Regions from separate parts of the Homo sapiens genome. Here region 1 is linked to region 2. Evidence: read pairs that join two places in POLR2A ChIA-PET (ENCODE). Cell type or tissue: HepG2. All regions are shown on one strand.

What was found. Peaks named below come from ENCODE experiments on the same cell type or tissue, not always from the same donor. Only the 100,000 strongest peaks of a DNase experiment are listed, where the experiment ranks them.
Region 1: POLR2A ChIA-PET joins it to region 2 with 10 read pairs; 4 of 35 experiments call an interaction of 5 or more read pairs at or near these places.

Annotation. Positions count from the first base shown.
Region 1 is chr20:33,335,036-33,343,035 of GRCh38, reverse strand. No RefSeq gene overlaps it. Among named protein-coding and RNA genes, the nearest start is that of BPIFB1, 56 kb to the right of the region's middle. RefSeq lists an enhancer at 5,010-5,109. In HepG2, a CTCF peak has its summit at 5,735; a DNase peak (open chromatin) is centred at 3,325; H3K4me3 peaks cover 582 bases; H3K27me3 peaks cover 393 bases.
Region 2 is chr20:33,415,321-33,423,320 of GRCh38, reverse strand. It overlaps SNTA1 (syntrophin alpha 1), which reads left to right. Exons shown (of 8, transcript NM_003098.3): 3 at 5,398-5,602. Among named protein-coding and RNA genes, the nearest start is that of CDK5RAP1, 18 kb to the right of the region's middle. RefSeq lists enhancers at 1-1,503, 3,756-4,256. In HepG2, a CTCF peak has its summit at 7,138; a DNase peak (open chromatin) is centred at 7,140.

The sequences.
Region 1 (8,000 bases), 80 kb after region 2:
TATGGGGCAGTCCCTGTTCCCTATGGCAAATGTGTCCCAACCTCTGTTTCATGGTCCAGGCTCTGGGCCTGACTGCACAGGGTGGAGGTGGGCCTCTCCTTGTCTGGAGATCCTCTGAGTGACTTTTTTTTTTTTTTTTTTTTTGAGACAGTGTCTCATTCTGTCACCCAGGCTGGAGTGCAGTGGTGCTATCTCAGCTCACTGCAGCTTCCATCTCCTGGGTTCCAGTGATTCTCCTGCCTCAGCCTCCTGAGCAGTTGGGACTACAGGTGTGCACGACCATGCCTGGCTAATTTTTGTATTTTTAGAAGAGATGGGGTTTTGCCATGTCAGCCAGGCAGGTCTTGAGCTCCTGGCCTCAAGAAATCCGCCCGCCTCTGCCTCCCAAAGTGCTGGGATTACAGGGGTGAGCCACCGTGCCCGGCCTCTCTGAGCATCTTAATTCATTGCAGGCTCCAAAAAGCCCCACAGTAATGGGCCTGCGTGCTCTTGTTCATTCCTTCATTCCCACAGACACATATTGTGCCAGGCAGTGTTTCTGGACAGCAGTAGAACATTGCATATCACAGACAGGGTTCCAGCCCTAAGGCTGCTGATGGTCAGCTGGGAGAGACTGACACTCCTAGCTCATCCCAGGGATGAGTGAATGAGCATGGATCAGGCTCGGAGGGAAAGGAAGCTGGTTCCGGGAGCTGCACGAGCTGGGCTTGGGCAGAGCATCTGGAAGGTTCTCTGGAGAGTCCATGTGGCAGCCATGGGCCTGGGCCTGCCCTTTATTCCAGTACCTCTGAGTTCAGAAGAACCTGAAGGTCCCAATAGACATCATTATCACCTTGGTGCGTATGTTACAGGTTTTAATTCTTGGTTCCTCTCTTCCCCAACTTCTGGATCCTGCTTTAATAAGTAAGGGTGGAGGTGCAGGAATTTGTTTTAGAAGGCCTCTCTGCAGGCGGCCCAGATTGGAGAACCACTAGTCTAGTCCATTCTGCACCCTCATTTTGTAGGTGAGGACAGAGTTCCAGAGCAGGGGTCACATGCCCCAAGACACCCAGAAGTCTGGAGCTGGTCTAGGATTTGGGCTTGGATTGTCCTACTGGACATAAAATGACCTTCCAGTACCGACTTTTCCTTTCTGGAAATGAAGTGGGAAGTTGTCAGGGTTCCAGCATGTGTGCAACACATGCATTCTTTCAGCAAAGAGCCCCTGCACTTTCTCCCTGCCAGGTACTGTGGTGGGTGGTAGGGATCAGGCAGGGGACATGCCATACTGTGTCCTCCCTCATGCAGTTCACCCCTTAGTGGGGGACACTGATAACAGGACAATTCTATTTTTTTTTTTTTTTTTGAGACAGAGTCTCGCTCTGTCTCCCAGGCTGGAGTGCAGTGGTATGATCTTGGCTCACTGCAACTTTTGCCTCCTGGGTTCAAGCAATCCTCTCACCTCCCAAGTAGCTGGGACTAAAGGCGCGTGGTACCACGCCCAGCTAATTTTTCTATTTTTAGTGGAGACAGGGTTTCGCCATGTTGCCCAGGCTGGTCTCAAATTCCTGGACTCAAGGAATCCACCTGCCTTGGACTCCCAAAGTGCTGGGATTACAGATGTGAGCCACAGCACTCAGCCTGACAATTCTTGATAATGATACATGTGTGAAGAAAGAGAAACAAAGATGATGGAGAAGAGGGGGTGAGATTCCTTTGGACCCACACCTCTGTGCTGAGTGACATTTTATCCCAGACGTGGGTGACATGATGATGGATCGAACCATGCAAAGACCTGGGGAGTGAGTAATGGATGCAGGGTGGTTGGAAAGTATAAAAAACCTGAATGGGCATGAGCTTGAGTAGCTCTAGGGGTGAGAGCTTGGCTGAAGATGAAGGAGACAGTAGAGAAATGGGAAGGAAGATGTTGATCCGCAGATGTTACCAGGCAAGGAGCTGCCCTGCTCTGAACACCTTCCAGGTGAAATCATCAATAAGGGCCTGTTTTCTGTTGCCTGTGACCAGATGCATCCTGAGGGATACACTGTGGTAGACTTTGGATTTTTGTTTTCAGGGTGATTGGAAGGTGGAGGGGTTTAAGCTTGGGAGTTACATAACTGGCTCAGCCCACTTTGCTTCCCCTGGTTGCCCCTGGAATGAGACTTGAATGGTGTCACTAGGCTGCTGAGGTTCTCATTTATATTTAAGAAATTCAGCTGGGAGCAATGGCTCATGCCTGTAACCCCAACACTTTGGGAGGCCAAGGCAGGTAGATTGCTTGAGCTCACGAGTACAAGACCAGCCTGGGCAGCATGGCGAAACCCTGTCTCCACAAAAATACAAAAATTATCTAGGCGTGGTGGCATGTGCCTGTGGTCCCAGCTACTCGGGAGGCTGAGTTTGGAGGATCATTTGAGCCCAGGAGGTCGAGGCTGCAGTGAACCTTAATCACACCACTGCACTCCAGCCTGGGTAAGAGGGCAAGACCCTGTCTCAAAAAAAAAAAAAAAAATCTAGTCTTTGGACAGGGCTCCTTCTTACCTGTTATCTCATTGAATGGCTCCCCAAATTCTAGAACCTATTCTTTGGGCCTGAGGCTTTCCCTGTACAGCAGGAGAAGGCCCAGTCATCATCTAGGTTCCTATCACTTGAAGATTTGTGATTTTGTTTTGTGCGTCCTATCATGCTGTTTGGTGTAACCACAGCCTTACAAAGCAAGAGTCCAGGTGAGGAAGCTGATTTTGCCTCAGGGGGTGGTGAATGCCCGCTTCAGGGACCTGCAGGCTAGGCATTGGACTGGGGTCCTGCCTTCAAGCAGGCTCAGCATGTCTGCTGCCTGGCCTTCCCTAGGCTGCAGGACCTCTCCAGCTCCACTGAGGTTCTCATGCCATGAACCTCAACTACGGTTTCATTTGTCAAAGGCCCCACTTTGGACATTGCTGAACAGACAGTGCATAGACCTTTGTATTAGATACGTAGACCTTTGCATCAAATGTCAGAGGGCAGAACTTAGAGTTTTATTCATGATGATAAGTAGGAGACGAAACTCAACTGTCCTGGGTCTTATTTTTCTTGGACATTTGAGGGAAATTGAATCATCTTTGAGATGAAATTTGTGCCACCCATTGGTGGGTGTGGCCCTTGAGTTTGGTGCCTCGAATGATTCTCTGAACCCAAACAATGAACCCAACCGCAGAGGTCATGAAGGGGAAGGGGCACATCCGGGAGGCAGCCTCTGATGGGCCTCGGGGCTTCCTGCTTCTTTGTCTCTCTCCTCTTCAACTTTAGGAGGTGGGGCAGCCATTGACTTCTGCTAATCCAGGGTCCCCATGGTGGATTACGTGACATAGGGTGGCTTATCAGCTGGGAACAACGGCCAGTTTGTCCCTGAGCCCTAAGCGATTTGACCTGCAGACTCTTTGAAGGGAAGTCCTTTTCAAGGCTGGCCAAGTCTTGGCTGAGATCACAATGACCAGTGATAATGCAGTCTGCCAACTCTTAATAGCCTCTGTGTGAGGAGATCACAATAGGCCAGGTTGAGCCGAGGATGTCCCAGGGACAGAAACTTAAGGATTCTTTAGTGACGCACACATGTCTGCATACATGTTTATGCTTTTATCTTTTTATGTGCTTGTCTGTGTCTGTCTAGGCCCCTGGAACTCGGAGGCCATGGCCTGCCTTCCTTGGCTCAGTCCTCTGGCGTAATCAGTGTCAGATCTCTGCCAGTCACACGAGGTCACGGGGGGCTACTGCAGGCAGTTTGTGTCCCTGGACCCTCTGAAGTTGCATATAAAATTTGGTGTTAATGTTCACTTCTCAGAGATACGTTTAATGAGATTCTTTTTTTTTTTTTTTGAGACAGGGTCTCACTTTGTTGCCCAGGCTGGAATGTAGTGGTGCCATCACAGCTCACTGCAGCCTTGACCTTTTGGGCTCAAGCCATCCTCCCACCTTAACTGAGACTATAGGTTCATGTTATCATGCCCAGCTAGCTTTTTCCTATGTTTTTGGTAGAGATGGGATCTCACTATGTTGCCCAGGCTGGTTTCAAACTCCTGGGCTCAATGATATCCCCACGTTGCTTTAATGAGATTCTTGATGGGCCTTGTGATGTATAAACGGTGAAGAACCAATGGTTTAGGAAAAGGCAGAGTTTCTGGTCACAGAGTTTGGGGCCAGACAGGCCTTGATATGAATCTTGGTTCTGCTGCCTCCTGGCTGTGTGGCCTTGGGATATTATCTAATATTTTTGTTCCTTAGTTTCCTCATCTATAAAGTGGGGATGAAATCATGCCTATCATAGGGTTGCTGTGAGGATTAAACAAGATGAAATATGTCACCCTGCCTAGGATATGTGAGTCTCCATAATCTACTATCATCATCATTATCTACTATTGCATCAGCCACGCTCAGGTCTTTGATTTTATGCCATTCTCCTATCTACAGAATCTAGATTTTCACAACTATTTACACCTTGTTTGAAACAGTAAAATATGGATTTTGGGGGGTTATGTTTCTTTATCTCCTCCCAAAAATGGATCATTTAGAATGATTTTACTAGACAGAAAGCCGGTATAGAGACATTTTAACCTCACTCTGAAGTTTCTTCTTTTTTGAGACAGGGTCTCACTCTGTCACCCAGGCTGAAGTGCAGTGGCATGATCTTGGCTCACTGCAACCTCTGCCTCCTGGGCTCACGTGATCCTCCCACCTCATCCCCCCAAGTAGCTGGGACTATAGGCCACCAAGCCCGGCTAATTTTTGTATTTTTTGTAGAGACAAGGTTTCACTATATTTCCCAGGCTGGTCTCGAATTCCTGACCTCAGGTGATCCACCCTCCTCGGCCTTCCAAAGTGCCGGGATTACAGGCATGAGCCGTCGTGCCTGGCCTGAAGTTTCATTTTCAATGGGGGTATAAAGTTTTCTGGGCACATGCTCCCAAAGTAGATATGTGAACAAACCTTGTCACAAATGTGTAAGAGGTTTCAAAGCGAAGTACTGTATTTAAGACGTGTTTGCAGATGTTTCAGTTTTGGCTGTTTCTTTTCAATCCACTTGCTCACAGATGTCAATACTCAGGGTTAGGCCTGTGGTTTCTGCTTTGTAAGTCAAAATTGAGTGTGTCTGTCCCAAGAGGGCTTTCCCTTCCTTCCCAGAGGACGTGTGGCTTATGGGCACTCTGGTTCTGCTGCTTCTCCTCTGAGCACCCCCTGCCTCTTTGCACCCACTGGGTACACATTGTTTCGTGTGTTCAGGATGCCAGTGGGCATCTTTTTATAGAAGGGCAACAGGTTGGCTCTGAATAGCTCCAGTGTCACTATGGCTGCATTTGCCTGTGGGCTCAGCCAGCTTGGGTTTCACATAAGGGAGAACTAACGCTGCCCAGGATGGAGAGACAGGGTGTGTCATGGAAATCACACTAAAACTTGGGTCAGAAGGAGTTGCCCACAACCTCCAAAATCCCACTACTGAGCACTCAGCAAATGCTTTCCACTCTTACAACAACCTATCTTCCTCCTCGCTCCTCCTCCTCTTCCTCCCCCGTCCTCCTCCTCAGCAGCATCACCACTTTCCCCATTTAGACGTGAAGAAACTGCGGTTCAGAGAAGTTACTTCTCTGCAGAAGTGGCAGGACTGAGATTCAAAGGCAGACATGTCTGGAGCAAAGCCTTTTCCCAGGATATGCCCCTTGTCTTCTTGATCCGATAGTCCATGAGATGCCTGAGGGCTGGGGCGTGTCTCACTCGTCTTGCACATCCCTGTCTCCACCTAGCGTGCAGTAAATGCATGAATGAAGGAATGCACGAATGAATGGGGCCAGCTCCTCTGAGCCTCAGTTTCTCTGTCTGTCAAATAGGCTAACAAGTCCCTGTCTGCTTCTCTTTGATGGGGCTTATGGGAATCAGAGAAGACAGTGGCTCTGAGTGCCTAAAGTGATAGCTGATGTGAGGCAGGGAGTTCCCTCCACCTTCAGCCTTCCTTTCTCCTGTCTCCACCGCTCTTCAGAACAACACTGGGCAGAGATATGAGCTCCCTCAGGGTAGTTGGTTTGAACATCTCAGGGTTGATCCCTGATGTCTCACAATAAAACAGCACTGGATTTCCCCCAAAGCTCTGGGAGTCTGTAGCTTTGTAGCTCTGGCTCAATCTCTTTTCTTCTAAAAGTGCATGACATTAGGAAACTGAGGCAGGAGGATTGCTTGAGCCCAGGAGCTCCAGACCAGCCTGGGCAACATAGTGAGACCCCTTCTCTTAAGAAAAAAAAAAAGTCTGACATATTCAGATCACATCACTCTCCTGCTTAAAATAGTGAATCACCATTCCGCACAGAATGGTGCCCATATTTTTGGCCTAGCCCTTGAGGCCCTGTGCAGTTGGACCTCTGCCTGCCTCTCCAACCTCATTTCCTACCATTTCTTGCTTATTTCACTGTCTGCACTGGCTTTCTGTTAGTTTCTCAGATAGACCCACCTTATTTCCACCCCAGGACCTTTGCACATTCTGTTCCCACTGCCCAGAACCCTTTCCTCCACATTTTACCTGGCTCACTCACACTGCAGGTCTCAGCTCGAACAGCTTCTCCTTCAAGAGGCCTTCCCCGGTCACCTCTTCTAAAGTAGGCTACCCTAGCCATTGTTTTTATTTTGAAACAGAGCCTCACTCTGTCACCCAGCCTGGAGCGCAGTGGCACGATCTTGGCTCACTGCAGCCTCCGCCTTTGTGTTCAAGCGATTCTCCTGCCTCAGCCTCCCTAGTAGCTGGGACCACAGGCAAGTGCCACCACGCCTGGCTAATTTTTGTATTTTTAGTAGAGATGGGGTTTCATCATGTTGGCCAGGCTGGTCTTGAACTCCTGGCCTCAAGTGATTGCCTTCCTCAACCTCCCAGAGTTCTGGGATTACAGGCATGAGCCACTGTGCCTGGCCACGCTGCCATTCTTCTCTCTCCTGGCACCCTGTAGTTTTCCTTCTTGGCTCTCATTGGAATTTGTAGTCCTTTGTCTTTTTATTGGCTGGGTTATTTAACGTCTCCATCACAAGTTTTGTGAGGGCAGAAACCATTCTTGCTGTGTTTTGCTCATGTGGCACAAAGTGTCGATACCTATCCCTACAATTATTGAATGAATGAGAACATTTTCCCCCAATCATAAAAGTCAACCATGTTCACCATAAAAGTTTTGGAAACAGTATTAAGAATAAAATAAAAGTAACCTGCGATCCTACCACTCAAGCTGTCTGACAATCACAGCCTACATTTTGAGTTTATTTATTTATTGAGACAAGGCCTGGCTCTATTGCCTGGGCTGGAGTGCAGTGGTGCCATCCCAGCTCACTGCAACCTCTGCCTCCTAGGCTCAAGCCACCCTTCCATCGCAGCCACTCGAGTAGCTGGGACTACAGGCATGAACCGCCATGCCTGGCTAATTTTTTTGGTATTTTTTGTAGTGATGAGGTTTCATCATGCTGCCCAAGCTGGTCTCGAACTCATGAGCTCAACCAATCTGCTTGCCTTGGCCTCCCATAGTGTTGGGATTACAGGTGTGAGCCACTGTGCCCAGCTCATTTATTTTATATATGTACATTTAATTTTCAGATCATCTCTAAATAGGTTTGTATCCTAGTCTTCTTGTATTTTCTTATGAATGCTCTTTTAAAACATTATTTTAATGCCTGTACAAATTTTTTATTAGGAATTTATCATAAAAATAAATCTTGTATTGTTGGACATTTAGATTGTTCTCAAATTTTCACCATAAAACCAGTGCTATGGTAACCATCTTTGTCTGCATCTCTGATTATTTTTTTTTCTTTTTCTTTTTTTTTTTTCTTTTGAGACAGAGTCTTGCTCTGTTGCCCAGGCTGGAGTGCAATGGCATGATCTCGGCTCACTGCAACCTCTGCCTCCTGGGTTCAAGCAATTCTTCTGCCTCAGCCTCCCAAGTAGCTGGGATTACAGGCGCCCACCACTACACCAGGCTAATTTTTTTTGTATTTTTAGTAGAGATGGGGTTTCACCATGT
Region 2 (8,000 bases):
GAGTTGGGCTATTTATGGCCACACTCCGGGGCCCCCAGGACCCCACCCCCACTCTGGGACAGGCCACTTGGTTTGTGAAATGCAAGCCCTGATTCTGGCATCAGCTGGTATGCTGTCCATTTATAGCATGTTCCTGTGGGAAAGGAGGGGGACCCAGATCTGGGATGGCTGGGCGAGCAGGGGATCTGGCAGTTTCTCTGGCTTCAAAGTTGACAAATGTTCATTTGCTGAGCATGTAGCGTATGAGATCTCTGCTGGATTCTGGGGACACAGAGAAGAGTCAGACCAGGTCCCTGCCCTCAAAGTGCTCTCAGCCTAGTTGGGGACACAGACCCTACACAGACAATCACAGGGGAGTGAGGCGTAGGGGACTGCGGAGGTGATGGGTGTGATGGATCCAGACTGAGCATCTGATCACCTCTTCTGAGGTGACCTCTGAGCTGGGCCTGTCTCCTGGGCTATGGCACCTCTTCCCTCCTGCTAAATGAGCCTGTCCTGCCCTGGCATTCATTTTTCCATTCACAGAACACTGATTCTGGGTTGGTTGGTTTGTTTGAAATGGGTCTTGCTCTGTTATCCAGGCTGACTATAGCCTCAACCTTCTGGGCTCAAGCAAGCCTCCCACCTTAGCCTCCCATCTCACCCTCCCAAGTACCTAGGACTACAGATGCACACCACCATGCCCAGCTAGTTTTTTGTATTTTTGGTAGAGACAGGGTTTTGCCATGTTGCCCAGGCTGCTCTCAAACTCCTAGGCTCAAGCGATCTGCCTGCCTCAGCCTCCCCAAGTGCTGGGACTACAGGCGTGAGCTACTGCCCAGCCAACTCTGGGTTTGAAGAGCAAGCCCAGTTTCTTTCTTTTTCTTTTCTTTTTTTTTTTTTGAGACAGAGTCTTGCTCTGTCGCCCAGGCTGGAGTGCAATGGCACGATCTCAGCTCACTGCAACTTCCACCTCCTGGGTTCAAGCGATTCTCCTGCCTCAGCCTCCTGAGTAGCTGGGACTATAGGTGCACGCCACCATGCCCGGCTAATTTTTGTAATTTTAGTAGAGACGAGGTTTCACCACGTTGGCCAAGATGGTCTCGATCTCCTGACCTCGTGATCCACCCGCCTCGGCCTCCCAAGTGCTGGGATTACAGGCGTGAGGCACTGTGCCCGGCAATTTCTTTTAGGAGTTCCCAGTTTTGTGGAGGAGACAACCCTAACACACAGAATCGGAGACCTAGGAAGTATGGGCAAGAAAGGCTGATAAGTGAGAAACACCTGCTTCTTGAGTCCTTAATACTCACCACATGCCTTACAACATTTTATTTAATCCTGACATCTCTCTGAGGCAGACTTTTTTTTTTTTTTTTTTTTTTTTGGAGACAGGGTCTTGCTCTGTCGCCCAGGCTGGAGTGCAGTGGCATAATCTTGGCTTACTGCAACCTCTGCCTCCTGGGCTCAAGCAATCCTCCCACCTCAGCCTCCCGAGTAGCTGGGACTACAGGCGCACACTACCATGCCTGGCTAATGTTTTGTGTTTTTGGTAGAGACAAGGTTTTGCTATGTTGCCCAACCTGGTCTTGAACTCCTGGGCTCAAGCAGTCTGCCTGCCTCGGGCTCCCAAAGTGCTGGGATTACAGGCGTGAGCCACCATGTCTGGCTGTAGTTATTAATCTTTTATTTTTATTATTTTATTATTTTTTATTTTTATTATTATTTTTTTGAGACGGAGTTTCACTCTTGTTGCCCAGGCTGGAGTGCAATGGCACAATCTTGGCTCACTGCAGCCTTTGCCTCCTGTGTTCAAGCAATTCTCCTGCCTCAGCCTCCTGAGTAGCTGGGATTACAGGTGTGCACTACCATGGCCTGGCTAATTTTTGTATTTTTAGTAGAGACAGGGTTTCGCCATGTTGGCCAGGTGGTCTTGAACTCCCAGCCTCAGGTGATCCTCCCGCCTCAGCCTCCCAAAGTGCTGGGATTACAGGCGTGAGCCACTGTGCCCAGCCCTATTCATCTTTTACTGACTAGCAGATTGAGGCCCAGAGAGGTAAATGACCTTGTCCATGGTTACACAGTTAGACAGTGCTGGAGCTGGAATTCAAATCCAAGAGCATCTGACTCCAGAGGGAATTGCATTTTCTTTCTTTCTCTTTTTTTTTTTTTTGAGACAGGGTATCACTCTGTTACCAGACTGGAGTGCAATGGCGTAATCATGGCTTGCTGCAGCCTCTGCTTGCTGGGTTCAAGCGATCCTCCTGCCTCAGCCTCTTGATTAGCTGGAATCACAGGCATGTGTCACCACACCTGGCTAATTTTTTTTTAAATTTTACTTTCTTTTTCTTTTTTTTTTTTGAGACGGGGTCTTGCTCTGTCCCTCAGGCTGGAGTGCAGTGGCGCAATCTTGGCTCACTGGAACCTCCGCCTCCCGGGTTCAAGCAATTCTCCTGCCTCAGCCTCCCAAGTAGCTGGGATTACAGGTGCCCACGACCACGCCCAGCTAATTTTTTTCTGTATTTTTAGTAAAGACAGGGTTTCACCATGTTGGCCAGGCTCGTCTCAAACTCCTGAGCTCAAGCGATCCACCCACTGTGGCCTACCAAAGTGCTGGGATTACAGACATGAGCCACCGCACAAGGCCGGGAACTGCATTTTCAATAGTGTGGAAGTTTGGAAGCTCATACAGCCTCTGAGTAGTTAGTGTGATTGGACCAGAGGGTGAGATTAGGGATATGGCAAGAAGTGAAGCCAGGGAGGAAGACAGGACCTGTGGGCAGGGCCCATGTCCTAGAGGGCATTGAAGTTAGGCAAAGGGTGCAGGGGAGGCAGAGCAGGGCTTTGAGCAGGACGTGGCCACTTGTAGCAAGGAGATGTAGCAGTTGCACCATTGGGGGCTGTATTTGTCAGGATGCTTTTGACTGCAAGTAACAGGAATCCAATTCAATGAGGTTTAAACATCAAAGAAAATGTGTTATCCTCCCGAACATCTTGAGACAGCATGGCTCCAGGGAAGATTAATTTAGGGGCTCATGGTATCATCGAAAACTCAGGTCTCTCCATCTTTCTGCTTCACCATCCTCAATGTGTGGATCCCAAACTTTGTGGTCAAAAAGTAGGCTGGGCACAGTGGTTCATGCCTGTAATCCCAGCACTTTTGGAGGCTGAGGCCGGCGGAGCACCTGAGGTCAGGAATTCAAGATCAGCCTGGCCAACATGGCGAAACCCCATCTCTACTAAAAATACAAAAATTAGCTGGGTGTGGTGGTACGCACCTGTAATCCCAGCTACTTGGGAGGCTGAGGCAGGAGATTCGCTTGAACCCGGGAGGCAGAGGTTGCAGTGAGCCAATACTGCACCATTGCACTCCAGCCTGGGCGACAGAGTGAGACTCTGTCACAAAAAAAAGAAAGAAAAAAAAAGTGGCTGTCGTTGCACTAGGAACAAGCTCCCTCCCAGCAACTTTGAAAGGCTAAAGGAGGAGAAAAGGAAGGCAGTGTTTTTTTCCTCACATCTCATTGGCCAGAACTGTATCATTTGCCCCTTTCTAAACCAATCACAAGCAAAAAGGATGGAATGATCATGATTTGATTTGACCAATCAAGATTCTCCCTCTAAGCTGGGGAGAAGCTGAGCCTCTAGGGCTCAGGGTTCTCTTAGCAAAGGAAAAAGAGGGGAGATGGTTTTTGGCTGTCAAGTAGGCTGTGATATGTCCCACTTCTGCTGCCCTTTGAGACATAATCCAATAGTCAGTCCTGGGGTAAGTCGTTGCTACAGTGATGATAAGTCATTTGAGTCCTAGTCCCCAAAAGTCAGACCCAGGCTTGCTTCTCCCAAAAAAACCTGACCCTGGTTTCTTTCAACATTGCTTCTATCCCAACCCCAATAGGGTTTGTAACTCCCTCTTATTTGCCTCCATTTGCTTTGAATCCTATCTGAGCCTCAGAGGCATCTCCTGCGACAGAAATAGCTTCTTATCTGGTTCTTCCAGGGAGGTGGGCCAAGAATTACTTCCTAACTCCTTCCTGGGCTGTCCACTCACAGGGCACGTTGGCTGGGCTTTGACTGCAGACGTCAGATAGCTAGCAAGCCAGATGGCCCTGGGAGCAGGTGTGGTTGAGAGCAGAGGAAGAGAGGCTGCCCACGGGCTAGCAGGCATCAGGCACCCACAGAGGGTATATCCTTGTTGGGAGAAGAGAGACAAGGTCTTGGGAAAGTCATCATTTTTTTTTTTTTGAGGCAGTCGCACTTCATCGTCCAGGCTGGAGTGCGCAATCTTGGCTCATTGCAACCTTTGCTTCCCATGTTCAAGTGATTCTCATGCCTCAGCCTCTCGAGTAGCTGGGATTACAGGCATGCACCACCCTGCCCAGCTAACCTTTGTATTATTAGTAGAGACAGGGTTTCACCTTGTTGGCCAGGGTGGTCTTGAACTCCTGACATCAAGTGATCCACACTGCCTTGGCCTCCCAAAGTGCTGGAATTACAGGCATGAGCCACCATGCCCAGCCTGGGAGTCTTTTTTTTTTTTTTTTTTTTTTTTTTTTTTGAGACAGAGTCTTGTTATGTCACCCAGGCTGGAGTACAGTGGCACAATCTTGGCTCACTGCAACCTCCTCCTCCCGGGTTCAAGTGATTCTCCTGCCTCAGCCTCCCCAGTAGCTGGGATTACAGGTGCGAGCCACCACGCCCGGCTAGCTTTTGTATTTTCAGTAGAGACGGGGTTTCACCATGTTGGTCAGGCTGGTTTCAAACTTTTGACCTCAAATGATCTGCCCGCCTTGGCCTCCCAAAGTGCTAGGATTACAGGCATGAGCCAACATGCCCAGCCTGGGAAAGTCTTGTAACCACCTTCTTGTATACACTGTCTAGGAGTTCAAGACCAGCAACATGGCGTGACCCCATCTCTACAAAAAATTAATAGCTGGGTGTGGTAGTGCGTACCTGTAGACCCAGCTACTTGGGGAGCTGAGGTGGGAGGATTGATTGATCTGGGAGATTGAGGCTGTAGCGAGCTGTGATCACACCATGGCACTCTAGTCTGGGTGACAGAGAGAAACTGTCTCAAAAAAAAAAAAAAAAAAGTCACATGGCCACACCTCACTGCAAAGGAGGCTGGGAAATAGAGTCTTTCTTCCAGGTGGCTGTATGTCTATTAACCATGGGGAAAATGAGAGAAGGGATATAGGCGGGCCCTATCTCTATATAGGGATAGAGAGAAGGGATACAGTATTTTCTGCTCCACTGCCCTGTCAGAGACTTTAACTTAGAAGAATTTGTTAATATCACTACTGGACTCTTGCTTACTAAGGGTCTAATAGTGACACGTAAATTAAACTCTTAATAAATTAGTGACAATTGTGATATGTGCTGGGAGCCCATGTCACAGTGGTGACTGCTGATGTCTCTCCCAATCAGTCAAGTATATGAAGGACGTCTCACCGTATTTCAAGAACTCTACTGGTGGGACCTCGGTCGGCTGGGACTCACCTCCTGCCTCACCCCTTCAGCGGCAGCCTTCCTCCCCTGGCCCCACACCCCGGAACTTCAGCGAGGCCAAACACATGTCCTTGAAGATGGCATATGTCTCGAAGAGGTGCACCCCCAATGACCCGGAGCCCAGGTAAGGCTGGGGTTGGGAGCAACTCAGATGGACAGATGCCCTGGCGTCAGGTGGTGGGACCAATGGAAAGACACCTCTGTGTTGTACGAATGACCAGCACAATGCCAGGACATAGTAGGTGCTTAAAAAATAGATTGACTGGAAGCCTGAGTGAAGCCATGGAGATGATGGTGTGCTTTGCTTCTCACTTCTTCCTCTGGGCAGCTCACATCTGGGGATGAACTTGGTCTGAGGAAGAACCCTGCGTTCCAGTCCTGGTCCTCTTTGAACTAGGCCCTTTTCCTCACTGACCTTTAGATTCTCCATTGTGAGATGAGGTTGTTGGACTCACTGATCCTCTCGTCTCTTCCCACTCTGCTGGAGCTCTGAGATGTCTGGTAACCTTTTTATCAGGGCCATGGAAGGTTACATCCTTCACATCTGAGCAGCCTTTAACAGTTCATTGATAATACTGAAACCACCTAACATTTACTGAGTGTTTACTGTGTACCCAGCACTGTGTTGAGTGCTTTCCCTGTGCAATATTATTTAGCTCTCACAGAGGCCCAATGGGCAAAGTCCTATTATTTCACCTCCATTTTATTTTATTTTATTATTATTTTTGAGCCAGAGTTTTGCTCTGTCGCCCAGGCTGGAGTGCAGTGGTGCAAAGATCTTGGCTCACTGCAATTTCTGCCTCCTGGGTTCAAGTGATTCTCCTGCCTTAGCCTCCTAAGTAGCTGGGACTACAGGCGCCCACCACCACACCTGGCTAACTTTTTTTTTTTTTTTTTTTTTTTTGACAGAGTCTCACTCTGTTGCCCAGGTTGGAGTGCAATGGCATGATCTTGGCTCACTGAAACCTCTGCCTTCCAGGTTCAAGCAATTCTCCTCCCTCAGCCTCCCAAGTAGCTGGGATTACGGGCGCCTGCCACCATGCCTGGCTAATTATTTGTATTTTTAGTAGAGACGGGATTCTCCATGTTGGTCAGGCTGGTCACGAACTCCTGACCTCAGGTGATTCCCCCGCCTCAGCCTCCCAAAGTGCTGGGATTATAGGTGTAAGCAACTGTGCCCTGCCTAACTTTTGTATTTTTTGTAGAGATGGGGTTCCACCATGTTGGCCACGCTGGTTTCGCACTGCTGACCTCAGGTGATCTGCCTGCCTCGGCCTCCCAAAGTGCTGGGATTACAGGCATGAGCCATCGTTCCCGGCTCACCTCCATTTTATAGATGAGGACAGAGAGGGGAAGTAACCTACTTGAGATCACACAACCAGAAAGGGTGGCACTTGCCTCAATCCTGGTAGTCCTTTCTGCTTTGGAAGGTGCAAGATACCTGAGTGATGGTGGTGGCTAAATGGAGCATATTTGGTCAAGTGGGATATGCATTGTTGGAGGTGATGCTTAACTGCTATATGCATTACAAGCTTGGGCTGTGGGTCCTAGTGACAGCCTAGGTTCAATGCCAAGCAAATGCCCAACATTGGCTGGGAGGGCTGGTTAACGTCCAGCATCCAAATCTCTTGGTCTCACTCGATGCCACACCTCTTGCCTGCCCCCATGAGGCAAAAACTGGTGATTCACAGGTCACTTGCCGATGCTCTAAAAAAGAGCCTTTGTTTTTGTTTTTGAGACGGAGTATCGCTCTGTTGCCCAGGCTGGAGTGCAGTGGTGTAATCTTGGCTCACTGCGGTCCCCTTCTCCCGGGTTCAAGCGATTCTCCTGCCTCAGACTTCTGAGTAGCTGGGATTACAGGCACCTGCCAACATGCCCAGCTAATTTTGTATTTTTATTAGAGATGGGGTTTCACCATGTTGGTCAGGCTGGTTTGGAACTCCTGACCTCAGGTGATCCGCCCACCTTGGCCTCCTGAAGTGCTAGGATTACAGGCATGAGCCATCGCCTGTATTTTTAATAGACTAATTTTTGTATTTTTTTTTTTTTTGGGACAGAGTCTTCTCTGTTGCCAGGCTGGATGGAGTGCAGTGGTACAATCTCAGCTCACTGCAACCTCCGCCTCCTAGGTTCAGGCAATTCTCCTGCCTCAGCCTCCTGAGTAGCTGGGACTACAGGTGCACGCCGCCATGCCTGACTAATTTTTTTTTTTTTTGTATTTTAGCAGAGACGGGGGTTCACCATGTTGCCCAGGCTGGTCTTGAACTCTTGAGCTCAGGCATTCTGCCTGCCTCGGCCTCCCAAAGTGCTAGGATTACAGGCATGAGCCACCGCGCCCGGCTGTATTTTTACTAGAGACAGGGTTTCACCACATTGGCCAGGCTGATCTCAAACTCCTGACCTCAAGATCCACCCACCTTGGGCTCCCAAAGTGCTGGGATTACAGGGGTGAGCCACCATGCCCGGCCCGGAAGGGCCTTCTGTGAGTGTGAAGGTGAAGTAGTATTAGTCCTTCTAGAGAC